Regions from separate parts of the Homo sapiens genome. Here all the other regions are linked to region 3. The links are chromatin contacts, found by Hi-C or POLR2A ChIA-PET in ENCODE. All regions are on one chromosome and are shown on one strand. Each heading gives the region's core, a stretch centred on a gene start or an enhancer-like site at or near the end of the contact. The rest is flanking DNA. Distances are from core to core; before and after follow the strand shown. Region 1 overlaps LOC105376626 (a long non-coding RNA gene). Region 2 has its middle 60 kb from the start of CD44-DT. Region 3 overlaps SLC1A2 (solute carrier family 1 member 2).

Region 1 (2,892 bases), core at 204-2,703, 240 kb after region 3:
TGTATCTGTGAGCATCTCCTTCTCTTCCTATCCTTAAGTGTATTATTTGTCATGAAAGCAAAGTGCTTTTAAAAAATTGTGTTTGATTCCATGGTTCCCAACAATGGCTGGACTTCAAACTCACCTGTGGTGCTTAAGATTATATATCTGTATACTTTTGTTTAAAATGAATATTATAAAAATTTATGTTTAAAAATATGTGTGTATATACATACATAGTTACATACACCCAAGGCACATATGTGCATGTGTATACATAACATATACACATACATACATACACGCACACCACCACCAAAGCCCCACTAAAAAAATACTGGAATCTCTGGGAGTAATGGGGGCAAATAGGAGGAGTTAATGTTCAGGTAAGGCTATTATGGACCCATTGTTGAGAATCACAGTGGGTTAATTACTTGAAACAGTACCTATCTAAAGGACAGTTAAAGATTTTGGTATTAACCAGAAAGTCTTTTTTTTTTTTTTCTTAAATAATTTTGCAGGCAAGATGCTGCTGTTACAAGTTTTCTGTTCTGAATTATGTCTTCCATAGGAATGAAGCATCCACACAGTCCATCCAAGCATACTGTGAATCAAAACACATGTCATAGCTGGAACGAAAGCATTAGGACCATCTAACTGGATTCCACTGGAATGAGTCTCTGTGAAACCATGCCGAAGTCTTTGTAAACAACCACCCTAAAGAAAGCTACATGAAGAATAGCCAATAACAAAAGCACTGGATTTAACTCAATTTTGTGAAAAAACAAAAAAAACAAATATGATGCACACACTCTATCCTTTTGTGAACAAAATGCCACCAAACATTTGAAACTGGCCTAAGCATACATTGACATGTTTGACATGAAGCCCAGCCTTATTGATCAGCCTTTCCAATACCCCCCGCCCCCCATTCTTTATTCCCAATAGATACATCTTCTCACAGGTAATTGGGCAGAAAAATGCTTATTGACTGATCTTGAAAACTTCAATGCATCTAAAGCTGGAGAACATTCAAAAACCATGCTTCTCTTTATTTATTTCAGTTTCCATGGCAAGAGGAAAATAAAAGGCAACTGTTTTGAAAGCAACAACAGTAAACGAAGCAACATCTCTGGCAAGCAGGCAAACCTTAAAGAGTAAAAGTTATAAATCCCCATGTAGACAATACCTTGTAGGTATACCTTCCCCCAACCACGGGGATGACTCTTAATGGTGCTGACTAGGTATAGACACCAACTTGGGACCAGTAAGTTATTCTTAGAAGGTGCTAACTTTTGTATTTTCTTTTAGGTTCTTGCTGCTATGTTTCTCTTTCAATTGACTTCCAGAAATCAGACAGTGAAATCAATGGGGCTTTCCAGGCCACTGAATTCAAAGTAATCAGGGCAGGGTCAGAATGCTGATTGACTGTTTTCAACACACAGGGACCTGGAATTTGGGTTCTAGCTCTATCCCTCAGCACAGAGTCAGCAGACACAATGCCCTAGATGGTTGGATTTTCTAGTGTCTGTGACAGGCATCTTCAAAGCTGATTCCTCTCCCTCTGAGAAATCAAGGCCACCACCTTTAACTACTGACACAGTAGTGTACTTCCCGTACTGCAACCTCAGTCCCTTTTGTCACTTTTGCTTTGCATTCAAGTGCCTTGGCCAGTGTTAACTGCAGCACTTTGATTTCTCTTTCTATAAAGACTATCAAGTACCAAGTCATTTGTTTCTGCAACCATGTAACCCAAGGACATATTCTCCTGGATGAAATTCCAAGACCCCCCCCGCCACCAGAAGTCAGTGGAGAATAGGCACAGAAAAGATGATGAAGGTCATAGTTTCTAATAATTTGTTTTCTTTTTAAAAAAAATTTTTAATTTTTATTTTTTTGAGACAGAATCTCACTCCGTCACCCAGGCTGGGGTATGGTGGCATGATCTCGGCTCACAGCAACCTCTGCCTTCCAGGTTTAAGTGATTCTCCTGCCTCAGCCTCCTGAGTAGCTGGGATTACAGCCGCATGCCACCACGCCCAGCTAATCGTTTGTATTTTTAGTAGACACGGGGTTTCACCATGTTGGCCAGACTGGTCTCGAACTCCTGACCTCAAGCGATCTACCTGCCTTGGCCTTCCAGAGTGCTGGGATTACAGGCATGAGCCACCAAGCCCAACCAGTTTTCTTTCCTTTTTTTTTTTTTTTTTTTTTTTTTTTTCCTTTTTAAGGGAGGGGATTCCCTCAGTGGGTTTACTTAGAGTGAAACGGTATCTTGGCTTTGGACTTGCCCCTGCCTTCATTCATGTGGGTACTTTTTATTTAACTTTTCATTGTAGGTAGGCTCCCCTCTACCTAAAAAACCAAAGGGAAAAACCCCAATTCTTTAATTTACTCACATCCTGTTACGCTTTCACAAGCTGTTCATTTTCATACCAAGCCTCATCTTCTGCTGCCAACATCCTAGTTTGAAGGAAAGGGGGAGACAGGTCAACTGGTAGTGGTCCTGTCCTCAAAGGGAGAGAACTCCTGGGTACCTCTTTCCAGCAGCCCTAGGCTATTTCAAAATGTCAGCAGGTCTAATCCTAGAAGAAAACACCATTTACTTCTCAACCTGCTGGGGCATGGTGAGGTCTAAACAATACATTAACCAACAAAATCTGCCAGTTCCTGAGAACTGCCAGAGAACTGCCTGAGAACTCAGAGATAAACAGTAAGAGGTATGGTCAACCTTCAGGGGAATGAAGAGACTATCTCAATGCAGCAAAAATAAAGGAATTAATGTGCTCTGCAGCTTTAGAAAGGAACTCTCCTTCCTGGGGGTGCCTCCGTGTCCCTGGCTCTAGGAGACTACCTAACCAGCAAGGTTGATAGCATGACCCTGGCTCCACTGAAAACTTGGGCCTATAGACT
Region 2 (2,814 bases), core at 181-2,680, 180 kb after region 3:
TCTGCCTCTATTTCTTTCTCATTCACAATCTCTCTTGGGCAGGAAGGACTGAACTTAACCTTTTGTCCCCTTCCTTTCTGGTAAGAACTTTCCCCATAAAATTTATTTTCTTTTGTTAAAATGGCACCCATTCTGCCTGCTTCCTTGAAGCCATGATAGTGTGTCAGATGTGCTCTCAGGGAAGTGGCCAAGAAGGCAGAATTAGGAAAGCAAGAGGTTTCTTGGGTGTGTTAGTTCTGGCTGCTGTAACAAAGTATCACAGACTGGGTGGCTGAAACAACAGAAGTTTATTTTTCACAGTTCTGGAGGTGGAAGTCTAAGATCAGGGTGCCAACATGGTTGGGTTATGGTCAGGGCCCTCTTCTGGGTTGCAGATTCCAACTTCTCATTGTATCCTCCCATGGTGGAAAGAGTGAGAGAGCTCTCTGGGGTTCTTTTTTATAAAGGCACTGATCCCATTCACGAGGGCTGTACACTCATGACCTAATTGTCACCCAAAGTCCCCACCTGCTCATACCATCACCTTGGAGGTTAGGATTTCCACATATGAATTTTAGGGGACACAATCATTGAATCAATTGCATTGGGAAATGAAGACAAAATGGGGAGGAAACAGGATTGGACTGCATGAGCCTCAGAGCTCAGTGCAGACCTGACAAAGTTTTGGCTCACTTCATGGGCATTTCGAAAACAAATATTGCTCATTTGAGGAGCCCCATGTTGAAAGAAATGGCCAAGCCATAGCAACCCCTCTGTGCTCAGCCCTTCTCTGGGGGCTGCCCAAGAAGAGGATGGCCTGAGCTTCAAAGATGAGACAATGCTAAGGTGCAAACAGCTGGGGGCTGCAAACTAACTGCACTCCTTGCAGCTGAACAGCAAGTTCTTTCTCAGAGGGAGATCCTCATGGGTGCCTCCAATACTGTCACAGTGGTGGAAAGGTCACTAGAGAATGATTGGTAGGGAAGAATAATGAAAATCCCATCAGTTTAATGTTTTGTAAGTGTTTTTTACATATTGCCCAAGCTTCTAAAGTCATCACTGAGCATAATCTTTGCCCACATCCTCTTCACTGCAGGTGAGGTTTATCCACTGTGACCACAGCATACAGCAAGTTACACAGATTTGACTTCTCTTGAACCTTTCCCAAGAACATCTTCACAGAATATAGTGCTGGGGTGATGCCTGAAAACTGTGAGCGTGGTTCTCACAGAGTCTTCTGCTTTTTATCTCAGAGATTTCCATGAAACCCAAAAATCTCCATTTTAATTTAATGTTTGGAACCAGGAAGTGCCCAGCAGTTAATCTAAACCTGTTTTTACCACGACAGCATTCTGTGTACTGCCCGGGAAATGTCAATGGTTTGTTGATACCAAATTAATGATGCATATCTCTAGCAAAGAAATCTCCAGTGAGTCAGAAACCAATCGTCAAACTGTCCGTCCACCAGGTTTCCTTCCTGTGAGTCACTTTAAGAAGGTTGACTTCTTCTTTCTCTGTTTCCAGCCTTTCTCTGGTTTAATCAATGAGAGTTAAAGCCATATGATAATTCTTGGAAGTATTGACAGATGTGACTGGTCCTCCCTCCTGGACAAGCCTTGAAATGGAAGTGATAGAGAGGAGATAAAAGGAGGTGGGAAAGGAAGTATGTAGACAGAGGGAGAAACAAAAAGGACCAGAGGTCTAGAAATTTCTTACTGCCCCAGAAGTTAAAACATTGTTTTGTTAATCATAATTTATCACAAAGGTGGCCAGTTTCCGGGGAATTGTGTTGCCAGACAAAATGCGGGACTCTCACTGAAATTAGAATTTCAAATAATAAATAATTTTAGTATAATTATGTCCAATGCAATATTTCAGACAAACTTACATTAAATTTTTTTCTTTGTGTATCTGAAATTCAAATTTAACTAGGTGTTCTGTATTTTTATTTGCTAAATCTGACAACCATATCTGGGAGATATTTTAATTTCCATTGCATTCCTTTTGTTGATGAGTGTGATGAGCTACTATATTGAACAGGAAGTAGAGAGGATAGCGCCATCCTCTTATTGTCTAGCAGAAAGATCCAGGTTATTTGGACTTAATAGTTCCTTACTCCCGGGGCAGTCTCTGCCTTCCCAGCCCCACTCAGCACTGAGCATTTCAAACTGACCATTGGCTGAAACCCATCAGCCAATCATTGAAACTGGACTTGCTGTCCTTGCTTTGGAATTGTCTATATCTATTATAAGGTGCGCTTGGATTTCACAAGCCTAATGAGCCTCATTCTTGCCTTAATCCTCCCCATGTTTGTCCAATCAATAGGAGAGATCTTTTGCTTTGGTTTCTGCCTACACCTGGGGTCTTGGACTCTAGACTATTCAGATACGGTCTTGACATCCTGCCTAAACCTTGCCATTTCCTTCTTTTCAGTGGTTTCCCTCAGTCCATGATAAACATATCACTTGGAAACACAATACTGCCTCCAAGCCTCACCATCTTCTAGGACAGAGGTTGCCAAACATTTTCTGCAAAGGGCTAGATAGAGTATATTTTTGGCTTTGCAAACCCTGCAGTATCTGTCACAACTCCTCAATTCTGTCATTGTAACATGTGAACAGACATGTGCTTCTGTACAGCATTATTTATCAACAAGTAAAGCTGTGACAGGTCACGGGCTATGTTTGGCCCAAAGGCCAAAGTTTGTTAACCTCTGTTCTAGAAGAGCCTGGGATCTTGCCTTTCTTGCCAAAAAGTTTCCACTTAGTTATAGATGCTGGCCTATTAGCTCAAGGAGCCACGTATTGTTTACTTAATGTGATGCTGATGGCCTCT
Region 3 (2,825 bases), core at 258-2,757:
TTTTTTTTTTTTTTTTTTTAGACAGAGTCTTGCTCTGTTGCTCAGGCTGGAGTACAGTGGCACGATCTCAGCTCACTGCACTGCAATGTCCACCTCTCTAGTTCAAGCGATTCTCCTGTCTCAGCCTCCCGAGTAGCTGGGACTACAGGCACATGCCACCATGCCTGGCTAATTTTTTGTATTTTTAGTACAGATGGGTTTCATTATGTTAGCCAGGATGGTCTCGATCTCCTGACCTCATGATCCACCCGCCATGGCCTCCCAAAGTGCTGGGATTACAGGCGTGAGCCACCGTGCCCGGCCAGAAAATACATTCTTTACAGCAAATGTTATAGGTTAAGGAGACAGTTCCTGGGTTTAGCTGTGAAACTGTTTAGGATTTTCTTTAAGTGGTGTTCCCAAGAGCTTTTTTCTGGTAAGTTGGAGGCTATAGGCAAAGCGTCTAGGAGCTTGTTGTTTTTTGCTATGGAAGGCCAGCTTTGGGATCTATATACATGGGCATGTTTCTCAATGGAGTGGTCACAGGATTCTCTTCTCAGAACTCTGCCTGAAACCTTTCCGGTGTGTTTTGTCTTCAACTTTTTCCTAGCTATCCTATTAGCCTGTAAATATGTCAGCAGACAATGTGTTTGGAAGAAACAAGGTGTACAACTTCACAAAGCAAGTTTTTTCTGGTCTGAGACTTACTGTGTGCAGGAAGTCTCGTGAGAATATACTTAGAAAATCACACTTATCTGGAAATTCAATAAGTCATATTAAAAATATACAATTTCTTGAACTCAGGACTAGCCTGAAAATCCAAAATGCATGTAGAGTTGACATGTTGACATATGTCTATGTCCTCTGTTTTTATTTAAGCCTCATTTATTTCTCCCTTGCCATGCCCATTTGGGATTTTCTTTGCCCAGCATATGTGCCATAAACAGAACAAATGGATCCAGGGTATACCTCTAATAACCTTTATCTAAATAGAATACATTTAACCTGTCAATTATATGTATAGATTTATCCTAATTGGTTCAACATATATATGAATGCTTGTAATAGTCTGTTACTATTTGATAATGCATAAATGTTATATTTATATACAGTTACAGCAGGCCAGAAACATACATACACTGCATCCTGTAAGGTCTGTAAATCAGGGCTTCGGCAATGCCATTTTGCTATAGACTCATTCATGTTTTTTAGGAATCAGAATCATTTCAGGAGAAAACCAACTAAGTAGACTTTAATTCTTCTCTTTCTCATTCTTGCCCTTTGAGAAACCCAAGTGGAATCATCACTTAATTACTTACTCAAATTCAATGAATCAAATCCAATCCAATCAGTGAGAAGAATAGCTTATCTTTCAAGGTAATACTTTACCTTAGATCTTTGAGGGCATGCTTCCCATACAAAGAGCATCAGAAAATCAGGGCAATCATCTAGATCTCACAGATCTTCAACATAGGACTCTAGGTTATGAGAGCTGAACCACATAGCTATCAGTTTCAGTTTTTACTTCCTATTGAGTGTGTAGAAACACAGCCTATGGTTTTGCTGTCTGCGGAAGTTACCATACCCTGTAAAAGACAAATATTTCTTTCTCCTCTCGAACCACTAGTCAGCCTGGATATTCATGAAAGCTGAAAGAAGGGGTGCCAAAATGCCTAGCTCCTGGATTTAGACTCATGGAATATGAGAAAGGCTTAGGGAAAATTCAAGTCATGGGGAGATTCCTGCTAGGTGATGCCAGGAATCTCAATGACCTGTTGATTAGAGGGTCTCTGGTCATTTCCACTTGTGTGTGGAGAAATACATCATTTGCATATGTATCTAGTCAAGAAGCCCTTTTGGAGCAAAGTGGTTGGGAAACTCATTTACTGGGTCCACCAAAGGAAACCCAATTCTGCCATGTTTTTGCAAATACTACACGTCCCTTTGCTCTCAATAGCAAAAGTGATGTTATAGTTTTTTTTACTTTTGTCAGAATCAAGGCTTCGGCCACCTGTGCAATATTTTCCCATGGAATGCAGCAGTAAATCCAAGTAGGTATATCCGTGCTCAGAGAGAATTCTCCATAGTTCTGACTCCTGAAAAACAAGTCTCATTAGCTCTCATCTAGTTTGATGACTAAAAGTGCACAGCAGTTATACCCCAGTGGAAGTGATTTTTCTCACCTAGCTGCTCTCTAACTCTTACGGCTATCTAGTTGTCTGAGCTGCTGGTTTGTTTTACTTATTCTCCAACTGAACTCATTCCAAACCAAGAAAAAGGACCAAATGAAATTTTCAGTTATTATCATACTTGCTCCTTGAATAAGAATGCTAGAGTCTGGAGGCAGAAGAAGACTAAGTTAAAAAAAAAACAGCCTGAAGGAATTCTGGAGTGAGTTTTGTAAGTCTAATTGTCAAAGAAGATAAATGGTCTCAGTATCTGTAGTAATTTCTGGTTAAGCCTAGAGGGATCACTGAGTGCCAATCCAAGCAGGTGGCACTAGAGGCAGATTGTTCTCCTAGCATAGAGTGAGTTTCCAGCTGCTCATGACACATTTTCTTATGATTTTCCCTAAAAGAAAACCAAATTTTCTACTCCACCTCTTCCTTTCCTATCATTCCACTTATTGTTGCTGCTTTGCTAACAGCCAGCTTAGTAAGCCATCACACAAGTTAGTGTGAGGCTTGGTTTTAAAATAGATAACAGAGAATCTTGATTAAATAGTATCCAACTTTGTAGCATAACACAGCTAATTCAGGCAATGACATAGAGATGATAAGAAACAACATGGTTTGGTAGAGGGAACATTTGATTTAGACTCTGCCCATTTTTAGCTGTATGACTTA

What was found. Hi-C counts contacts between places; a loop is a spot of excess contacts on that map. ChIA-PET counts read pairs that join two places held with the same protein, here RNA polymerase II (POLR2A). Pooled maps may share reads with other maps.
Region 1: a loop to region 3 is called in a pooled map, with 2.6 times the contacts of the local background. The contact joins two enhancer-like sites. A Hi-C loop is called at or near these places in 2 of 37 single-sample maps with no recorded cell type and 7 of 50 pooled maps. POLR2A ChIA-PET finds 5 or more read pairs at or near these places in 1 of 52 experiments (T-cell).
Region 2: a pooled map shows a loop between it and region 3 (2.0-fold over the local background). The contact joins two enhancer-like sites. A Hi-C loop is called at or near these places in 2 of 168 maps with a recorded cell type or tissue (esophagus muscularis mucosa and natural killer cell), 1 of 37 single-sample maps with no recorded cell type and 3 of 50 pooled maps. POLR2A ChIA-PET finds 5 or more read pairs at or near these places in 2 of 52 experiments (T-cell and activated T-cell).

The regions. Positions count from the first base shown.
Region 1 is chr11:35,012,277-35,015,168 of GRCh38, reverse strand. LOC105376626 (a long non-coding RNA gene) reads left to right here. Exons shown (of 4, transcript XR_001748180.2): 4 at 1-2,892. Among named protein-coding and RNA genes, the nearest start is that of MIR1343, 72 kb to the right of the region's middle. RefSeq lists an enhancer at 1,228-1,277. Within about 2 kb of position 1,453, at least 5 of the 41 ENCODE cell types and tissues checked have a DNase peak (open chromatin) inside an H3K27ac peak, as active enhancers do.
Region 2 is chr11:35,076,452-35,079,265 of GRCh38, reverse strand. No RefSeq gene overlaps it. Among named protein-coding and RNA genes, the nearest start is that of CD44-DT, 60 kb to the left of the region's middle. RefSeq lists an enhancer at 1,123-1,172. Within about 2 kb of position 1,430, at least 12 of the 41 ENCODE cell types and tissues checked have a DNase peak (open chromatin) inside an H3K27ac peak, as active enhancers do; they include natural killer cell, where a contact is called at or near this core.
Region 3 is chr11:35,256,138-35,258,962 of GRCh38, reverse strand. SLC1A2 (solute carrier family 1 member 2) reads left to right here. Exons shown (of 11, transcript NM_004171.4): 11 at 1-2,825. Among named protein-coding and RNA genes, the nearest start is that of SLC1A2-AS1, 24 kb to the left of the region's middle. Within about 2 kb of position 1,507, at least 5 of the 41 ENCODE cell types and tissues checked have a DNase peak (open chromatin) inside an H3K27ac peak, as active enhancers do; they include natural killer cell, where a contact is called at or near this core.